Linked DNA regions of Homo sapiens: region 2 is linked to region 1. Evidence: read pairs that join two places in POLR2A ChIA-PET (ENCODE). Cell type or tissue: MCF 10A. All regions are shown on one strand. Region 1 has its middle 4.3 kb from the start of FAM200B. Region 2 overlaps CC2D2A (coiled-coil and C2 domain containing 2A).

Region 1 (4,000 bases):
TGTACCTTTAGCATATTTCTCTAGATAGATTCAAGGATATTTAGAAAAATCAAAATCTCTTGTGATCAAAATCTGTGCTTCCTTGCTCCATGACAGAAGCAATTCAAAAACAAGAGACTTGGGTAAATATTACTCAGGTTTATTTTCCTCAGTTTTTTCTACTGGATGGATAATTAATAATTGTTAAAGAGTAGATATTTTAGCCCGACATGGTGGCTCACACCTGTAATCCCAGCACTTTGAGAGGCCGAAGCGGGTGGATCATGAGATCAGGAGATCCTGACCAACATGGTGAAACCCTGTCTCTACTAAAAATACAAAAATTAGCTGGGTGTGGTGGCACGTGCCTATAATCCCAGCTACTCAGGAGGCTGAGGCAGGAGAATCGCTTGAACCCAGGAGGCGGAGGTTGCAGTGAGCCGAGATCACGCCGCTGCACTCCAGCCTGGTGAGAGTGAGACTCCGTCTCAAAAAAAAAAAAAAAAAAAATAGAGATTTTAGTTTGGTGAAAAATTGTTGAGATTTTTGAGAATTATGATAGTGCTAGGGACAGAGACTATTATCAATGTAGTTTGTGAAGGGTTTGTTTTTTATTTCTGCTGACCAGTAAAAGTTTTTTAAGAGGCATTTGTTCATTATATCAATTAAGCTATGATGATCTGCAAATATGAACCAACAGTAGAGTGAGAAACAGAATTTGCAGCAGTTTATTACATCATTTCACCAAACAGAAGGAAGATAATGAGAAAAATGAAGACAGTGACATTTCAAACAAAATGACCTTATAAATATTTTTCTGTAGGCTAAAATAATAAGCTTATAATTAAAAGCTGATTTGTTAAGTAATAATAGCTTACATTTAAAATTATAAGAAACCAATTTTAGGTAAATATACTTAAATTAATGCTCTACCTAGGAAGGAATGCAGAAGATCATTTTGGTCAAAAAGTTGTTGCATTCTTGTTATTTAGCAAATATTTCAGACAAGGACTATTTTGAGACTATGTAAATGTATATTTAGTATACCTATGCATGAAAGTAGCATTGTAGCTTTTCTTCGTTTGCATGAATTGTAACCCCTTTGAGTTATTAAAGCCTTCACTTGGGGAAAATCAAGTGGTCGTTACAATGCCACTTGGGAATAAGTTTTCATTTGTTTTTGTTTCAATACTGAGGTAAACAGCAATGAAGTTTTTGATGTGCCAAATTCTGAGTAAGTTATTGGGAAATAAGCCAGAAAATGCCTAGATTAATAATGTTTTGTGTAAAAAATTAATGAAGCCATTCTTGTTAGATTGAAAGATAAAATTGCAAATGAGAAAATCCAGGCAATCCTGCCTGTTTTGAGACTTAACACCTATGAATAATGACTTGTCCCATAAGTTAAAAGTATGTGCAACTTCATAGTTTTTTGTTTGATTTTTAAATTCACAGTAGTTGAATTATTCCTATTAAATATATAATTTATGAGAAAAGAAAGTATGTATGAAACACACCCACCCGCCCATTTAATGATACATCATTCCAATAGCAATTCCCTGACACCAGCTGAATGTCCTACAATGCAATTCAATTTCGTTACTAATTGCCTGAAGTTAGCACAGTTGCCACACAGGTTAAGCGCTCAGTCCCACAGGACTGCCTCCATTTCAGATGCCAGCCACAAGTCTCAGGTATTCCCAACCTACTTGGACTTCTTCCAGGCTGACTCCATATTTGGGCATTCCCATGACCTACTCCCCAAGTTTGATAATTTGCTAGAATGACTCACAGAACTTAGGAAAGCACTATATTTACTACTACAATTTTTGTGTAAAGGATACAACTTGGGAACAGCCAAATGGAAGAGACACATAGGGGAAGGTATGGAGGACAGAGGGTGCAAAACTTTCATGCCCTCTCTGTGCCACCCTCCCAGCACATTAATGTGTTTGGAAGCCCCTTGAGCTTCCAATGATCAGACATGACTCATTAATCATTAATCACTAGTCACTTATTTGAACTCAGTCTCCAGTTCTTCTCCCCTTGTCAGAGATAGTGAGATGGGCTAAAAGTTTTAATCCTGTAAACACCTAGTTGGTTTTTCTGGTAACCAGCCTCCATCCTGAAGGTACCTAGGGTCCCTCTCTATCTCCCAACCCCTATGAGTCACCTCATTAACATAAACTCAGGCATAATTGAAAGGGATATATTATGAAGTATAAAAGACACCTCCTATTAGGAAATTCCAAGGGTTTTAGGAGCTTTCTTCCAGGAACCAAGGACAAAGAATAAATATATTTTTTATTATACCACAGAAGAGTAATAAGACGAACATATATACCCAGCATCCAAATTAAGAAACATAACATAAAGGTATCTTTTAAGCCTCTTGTGTTCCTTTGTGAATATATTTCCTCTGCTTCCCAGAGGAAACCATTATCTTGAATTTTGTGTTATCTGTTACCTTGCTTGTCTTCAGAGTTTATTATAGTTTTAACGCTATCTAGCGGTATATCCGAAATAAACCTCTTTTTGACCTTAATATAAACGGAGTTGTAGTGCATGTATGCTTTCAGTGGTTTATTTTCTTAATAAATATAGAACATATCATTTGTTAGATAATTGTATTGGGCCATTCGTGACTACTTTTTTTGTCTTTTTGTTTTCTTAAGATTTTGTTCTTAGCTTTGAGAATTTCATTTCTTTAACATGGACTAGTGATATATTAGGTAACATGTACTTAACAGAACTGAAAATCATACTTTAAAATTATTTATTCTGAAAGTGTTCAAATATACACAAAAGTAAAGAATTGTATAATGAACCCAACAACCCAACACCTAGTTTCAACCATTATCAAGTCCTCCCCCTCCCCCCCGTAATACTCATTCACATATACACACACTCTACCCTTCTCTCAGCCAGAATTATTGTGAAGGAAATGTATGACCCTGTAACATTTTTATCTAATATCTAATATTGAGTGTTAAGATTTTTATAATTATTGCCAAAAAATGTTTTTTACACTTGTTTCTTTGAATTAGAAGCTAAACTATGTCCACATATTTCATTTTATTGATATATCTTTGTCTCTCTTAATATATAACAGAGTCTCCCTTTTTTTTGTTGTTGACATTTATTTGTTGTAGAGATTAGGTCATTTGTCTGATTGAATTTCCCATATTCAGGATTTGGCTGTTTCCATCCTCATACAATCTTTCAACCTATTCTATCATGTTTATTTTCTGTAAACTAATGGTAAAATTTAGATGCTTGATTAGGTTCAGGTTTGACTACTTCTTATGCTTTTTATGCGGTAGTTTATAAACATCCTATTGCATCATATCAGGAGGTGAAAGGCTTCAATAATATTTTTGAAACAGTGTCCTAATATATATGGATTAAGGATTATAGAGCAATAATATATAATTTCCATAAGCTGGGTTGCTCTGTAGTCATATCTCCTCTAACCTCCTTTCTGGTTTTAGATGGAGAAGCTAAGATCCAGAAAGTTAAGTATTTGCCAAAGGTCAGACAGCTAATTTAATAGTAAAAGTAGAGCTCTTTTTCACCTCTCACTCCTTTTAAAATTTTGTCTCATAAATCTTTGATATCTGTGGATCAGAAAGAATTCTGTTTGAGGTAGTCAGAATAGCATTTCTGCGTATTCAACTAGAACAGGAGTTTTGGCTGGGCGCGGTGGCTCATGCCTGTAATCCCAGCACTTTGGGAGGCCGAGGCAGGCGGATCATCTGAGGTCAGGAGTTCGAGACCAGCTTGGTTAACATGGTGAAACCCCATTTCTACTAAAAATACAAAAAATTAATGGGGTGTGGTGTCAGGTGCCAGTAATACCAGCTACTTGGGAGGCTGAGGCAGGAGAATTGCTCGAACCTGGGAGGCAGAGGTTGCAGTGAGCTGAGATGGCGCCATTGCACTGCAACTTGGGCAGCAAGAGCAAAACTCTGCCTCAAAAAAAAAAAAAAAAAAAAAAAAAATAGGAGTTTTGTGACCGAGA
Region 2 (4,000 bases), 130 kb after region 1:
GTAGCAGGCGAGGATAATTGTTTTTATTCCAAACCAATATATGGCTTGCTAGGAGAATGGGCCTCCTCCTTTTCCAGGCTCAGGTTGTATTCAGACAGTAATGCCATCAGGAGGAATGGGTGGGACAGTAAGGACATGCCCCCAGATGGCTTATTATCTGCACCAATCTCCAAGTCAGTCGGAGAAGCTCCATATGCAGAAGCACTCCAGAGTGTTACATTTTTAGTAAATCTATCAAGTTCTTCTCTTTCAGGCCTCATTTTATTTGTTAGCTGCTGAAACTCCAGATTTTTCTCAGATCTTCTCCTAGATGGAGCCAATTAGACCATCAGCAGCTCTGCTACTGATCACTGCAGTGTGTCTCATTATGATGCCATCACCATGAGGTGAAGGGCCCCATTGCAGGGCAACCATCGTTTAAGAATACACAATCCAGCCTCAGTTGGACCCTTGGCTCCATTCGATCCCCTGTATTCTTGGCACACTTCACTTTTGTGGCAATATGACATAATATTCCACAGTTCTCCTGGCTTCTTTCCTGTGTTTTATTCTTTCTGTACATGAGGTCTCTGTGACTGGTTTACATTTTTTGAAAAATGCTGATTTTACTACTTTTATTTCCACTGATTAATCTTTATATTTTTCTTCTTATGTAATAGTCCCCCACTAGTTAATATTTTCCACTTACCACTTGAATGCACAAAGATGACACCATGGATTCTTTCCGCCAACCCTCCCTTACAGGGCATATGATCTGAACTTTTCTTTTTTTAGATGGAGTCTCGCCCTGTCACCTAGGCTGGAGTGCAGTGCCGTGATCTTGGCTCACTGCAACCTCTGCCTCCTGGGTTCAAGCGATTCTCCTGCCCCAGCCCCGCAAGTAGCTGGGATTACAGGCGCCCACCACCACGCCTGGCTAATGTTTGTATTTTTAGTAGAGACAGCGTTTCACCACGTTGGCCAGGCTGGTCTCAAACTCCTGACCTCAAGTGATCTGCCCTCCTCAGCTTCCCCATGTGCTGGGATTACAGCCTGATCTGAATTCTTGTCCAGGAGTGAGGATGAAGTGGTGACTGGCTACTATCCTGGCCTTGCCTCCCCAGTATCCATCACTCACCTTTGCAAGATGGCTGGCTGATCATGGAGGGGCACTGGGTCAAAGACAAAGGCAGAAATTGCACAGGTACTGAATTCAGGACCCCAGACTTAATTTTGCTGTGAGCTATTCTAATAGGCAGGAGTTCAGCAGGAAGCCCGTAAGTGGCACACTTAAAACACACTCTCTAAATTCATCTTTATCAGTTAAAAAGGCAATATTTTGATCTATACTAAAAAGTCTTTTATGGAAAATTTCAAACACATATAATGCAGGAATAATAATATGCCACAGACCTGTCACCCCCAGCTTCAATGATCACTATGTTATGACCATCTTACTTCATCTATACTGTCAACCACTCCCCTCCCCTCCATTATTTTGAATCTAGACATCATTTTATCTGTAAATATTTCAATATGTATCTATAATAGATATTTTTAAAAAGCATAATTACAATACCATTTTTATAATAATTCCTTAATAACCTCAACTATTAGTAAGTTTCAAATTTCCTTGAGAGCCTCAAAAAATTCTGTAACATTTTGTTTGAATCAGGATCAAAATATATTCCATATGTTGTAATTGACTGATATGTTCCTCAAGCCTCTATTAATTTATAAGTGACCCTTCCTCTTTTAAAAAATGTTCTCTATATTTTTATTGGTTCACAACTCTGATGGGACAAGGAGTGCCATTTGTTGCTTGACCCAACACTCTTAAGAGCCTATAATTCTATAATCTTCTACAGCTTAAAGAACATGTAGTAGTTATCATTTATTGCACTGGAGACCTTGGTTTGACCTCTTAAATTACAAACTCATTGGCATGAAGTCTTTTCCCAAGAAAATGATGTGTTTTCTTTCATTTTGTTTGAAATGAAAGAAACCACATTTTTTTTTTTTTTGCCAGAATTAATTGAGACAAAAATTTATTGAGACATCCTTTTGTAGGAAGCACAGGGACTTAAGGGCCTTTCGGAGTGGTACCTTGTTTAATCTTCACCACAATCCTATGAAAGGCTATGAAAGGTGGTTTTTACTCCTCATGGGTGTTCCCTGTGCTGGTCACCATGCCTGGTGATGACCAATAAAACATAAGTGATCACATAAAGGGTGTTTCTGAGGACGTCAGTGGAAGGCGGCTTATTCCTAGTTTCTGGAGCCACATTCCTAGCTGGTGCCTAGAGAGGAACTGAATGGGGGCTCTTGGTGCCAAGTCTGTAGGCAGAGGCAATCATGGACTCTAGGGAAATGGAGGGTTTGCTAGTTGGTGTTACTGTCTCAGGAGATATTTATCAGATTTTTTTAATGAGAAAAAAACGGATTCTATCTGACAAAGCCAAAAAAAAAAAAATCCAGAATTTCCCCAATCTTTATTTCCTACTCTCTTAAGATAGCAGAAGTTCTTTTATTTATTTTTATTTTTTATTTTTTTGGATACGGAGTTTCGCTCTTGTTGCCTAGGCTGGAGTGCAATGGAGTGATCTCGGCTCACAGCAACTTCCACCTCCTGAGTTCATGCAATTCTCCTGCCTCAGCCTCCTGAGTAGCTGGGATTACAGGCATGCACCACCACGCCCCGCTAATTTTCTATTTTTAATAGAGACGGGGTTTCTGCATGTTGGCCAGACTGGTCTCGAACTGCCAACCTCAGGTGATCCACCCGCCATGACCTCCCAAAGTGCTGGGATTACAGGGTGAGCCACCGTACCTGGCCCAGAAGTTCTTTTAAATGCTAGGAAGAAATGCTATTTTTAAAAATTAGGAAATGGGTACTTTGGGCTTTAAGTAGGTATTTATAAGTAGATCTCTGTATAATTTAGTTTCATTTTTGTTTTCTCTCAACGATGCTGAGGGTTCTCAGGCCAAGTAATTCTTTGTTGTGGTGAGTTGTATGTTGTAGGATGCTTAGCAGCACCCCTGGCCTCTCACTCATATGTGGGAGCCTAAAAAGCTGATCTTATGTAAGAAAAGAGTAGAATGATGGTTATCAAAGGCTGAGAAGGGAGGAGGTAGAGGAGGAGGATGAAGAGAGGTTCGTTAATGGTATAGAAATATAGTTAGAAGGAGTATGTTCTAGTGTTTGATAGCACAGTAGGGTTACTATAGTTAACAATAACTTACTGTATATTTCAAAATAGCTAGAAGAGAAGATTTAAAATGTCTGCAACACAAATGATAAATGTTTGAGGTAATAGATATTCTAAATACCCTGATTTGATCATTATACATTCTATTCATGTATCAAAATACCACATGTACCCCATAAATACATACAATTATTATGTATCAATAAAAAAGTTTAAAAAATCACAGAATATTGTAAAGGTACAAAAGAAAAGAATCACAAGTTTTGTTTTTCCCATCTAAAATGATAGCATGTAACCAGCATGTTTTTTTCCTGCAGACATTTCTATACCTGTCATTTTGTCAGAGAAATAAAGCAAGGAAGATTTTTTTTTTAATGGGAATTCTCCCATTATAGTACCCATGGCTTTCTTCGGGATAACACGAGATAACATATGTAAATATTGTGTTCCTGCAGTAGACACTTAGTAAACATTTCCTAGAGATTTCCCAGTTTCACAGGCCTTGTCTCATTCAAACCCTCATTGTCTTACCTTTAGATGACCACACCTGTCTTCTTGCCTCATGCAACCCATCTTCCCTGCAGCCGCCACCCGACTTCCTACCAGCCCTCAACCACCTGACCTTTCCAACTGCACACAGCAGGGCTTTCTGGGATCAGCAGTCTGACTTGCTGTCATCCAGTTTAAAGCATGGCAAGTAAGATGTATGTGAAAACATCTGTTTTGGACTTGGGTCCATAAAGAACCAACAGCAACCACAAAAGTGAGGTAGGCGAGGGTAAACAAGGACACTTCTCCAAACATGACTGTTA

What was found. Peaks named below come from ENCODE experiments on the same cell type or tissue, not always from the same donor. Only the 100,000 strongest peaks of a DNase experiment are listed, where the experiment ranks them.
Region 2: POLR2A ChIA-PET joins it to region 1 with 7 read pairs; 3 of 35 experiments call an interaction of 5 or more read pairs at or near these places.

The regions. Positions count from the first base shown.
Region 1 is chr4:15,675,553-15,679,552 of GRCh38, reverse strand. It overlaps a transcript of FBXL5 not described here and a transcript of FAM200B not described here. Among named protein-coding and RNA genes, the nearest start is that of FAM200B, 4.3 kb to the left of the region's middle. In MCF 10A, no CTCF peak of the experiment used is centred here; a DNase peak (open chromatin) is centred at 1,702.
Region 2 is chr4:15,546,574-15,550,573 of GRCh38, reverse strand. The region is part of intron 17 of CC2D2A (coiled-coil and C2 domain containing 2A); the gene reads right to left. Among named protein-coding and RNA genes, the nearest start is that of CC2D2A, 79 kb to the right of the region's middle. In MCF 10A, no CTCF peak of the experiment used is centred here; no DNase peak of the experiment used is centred here.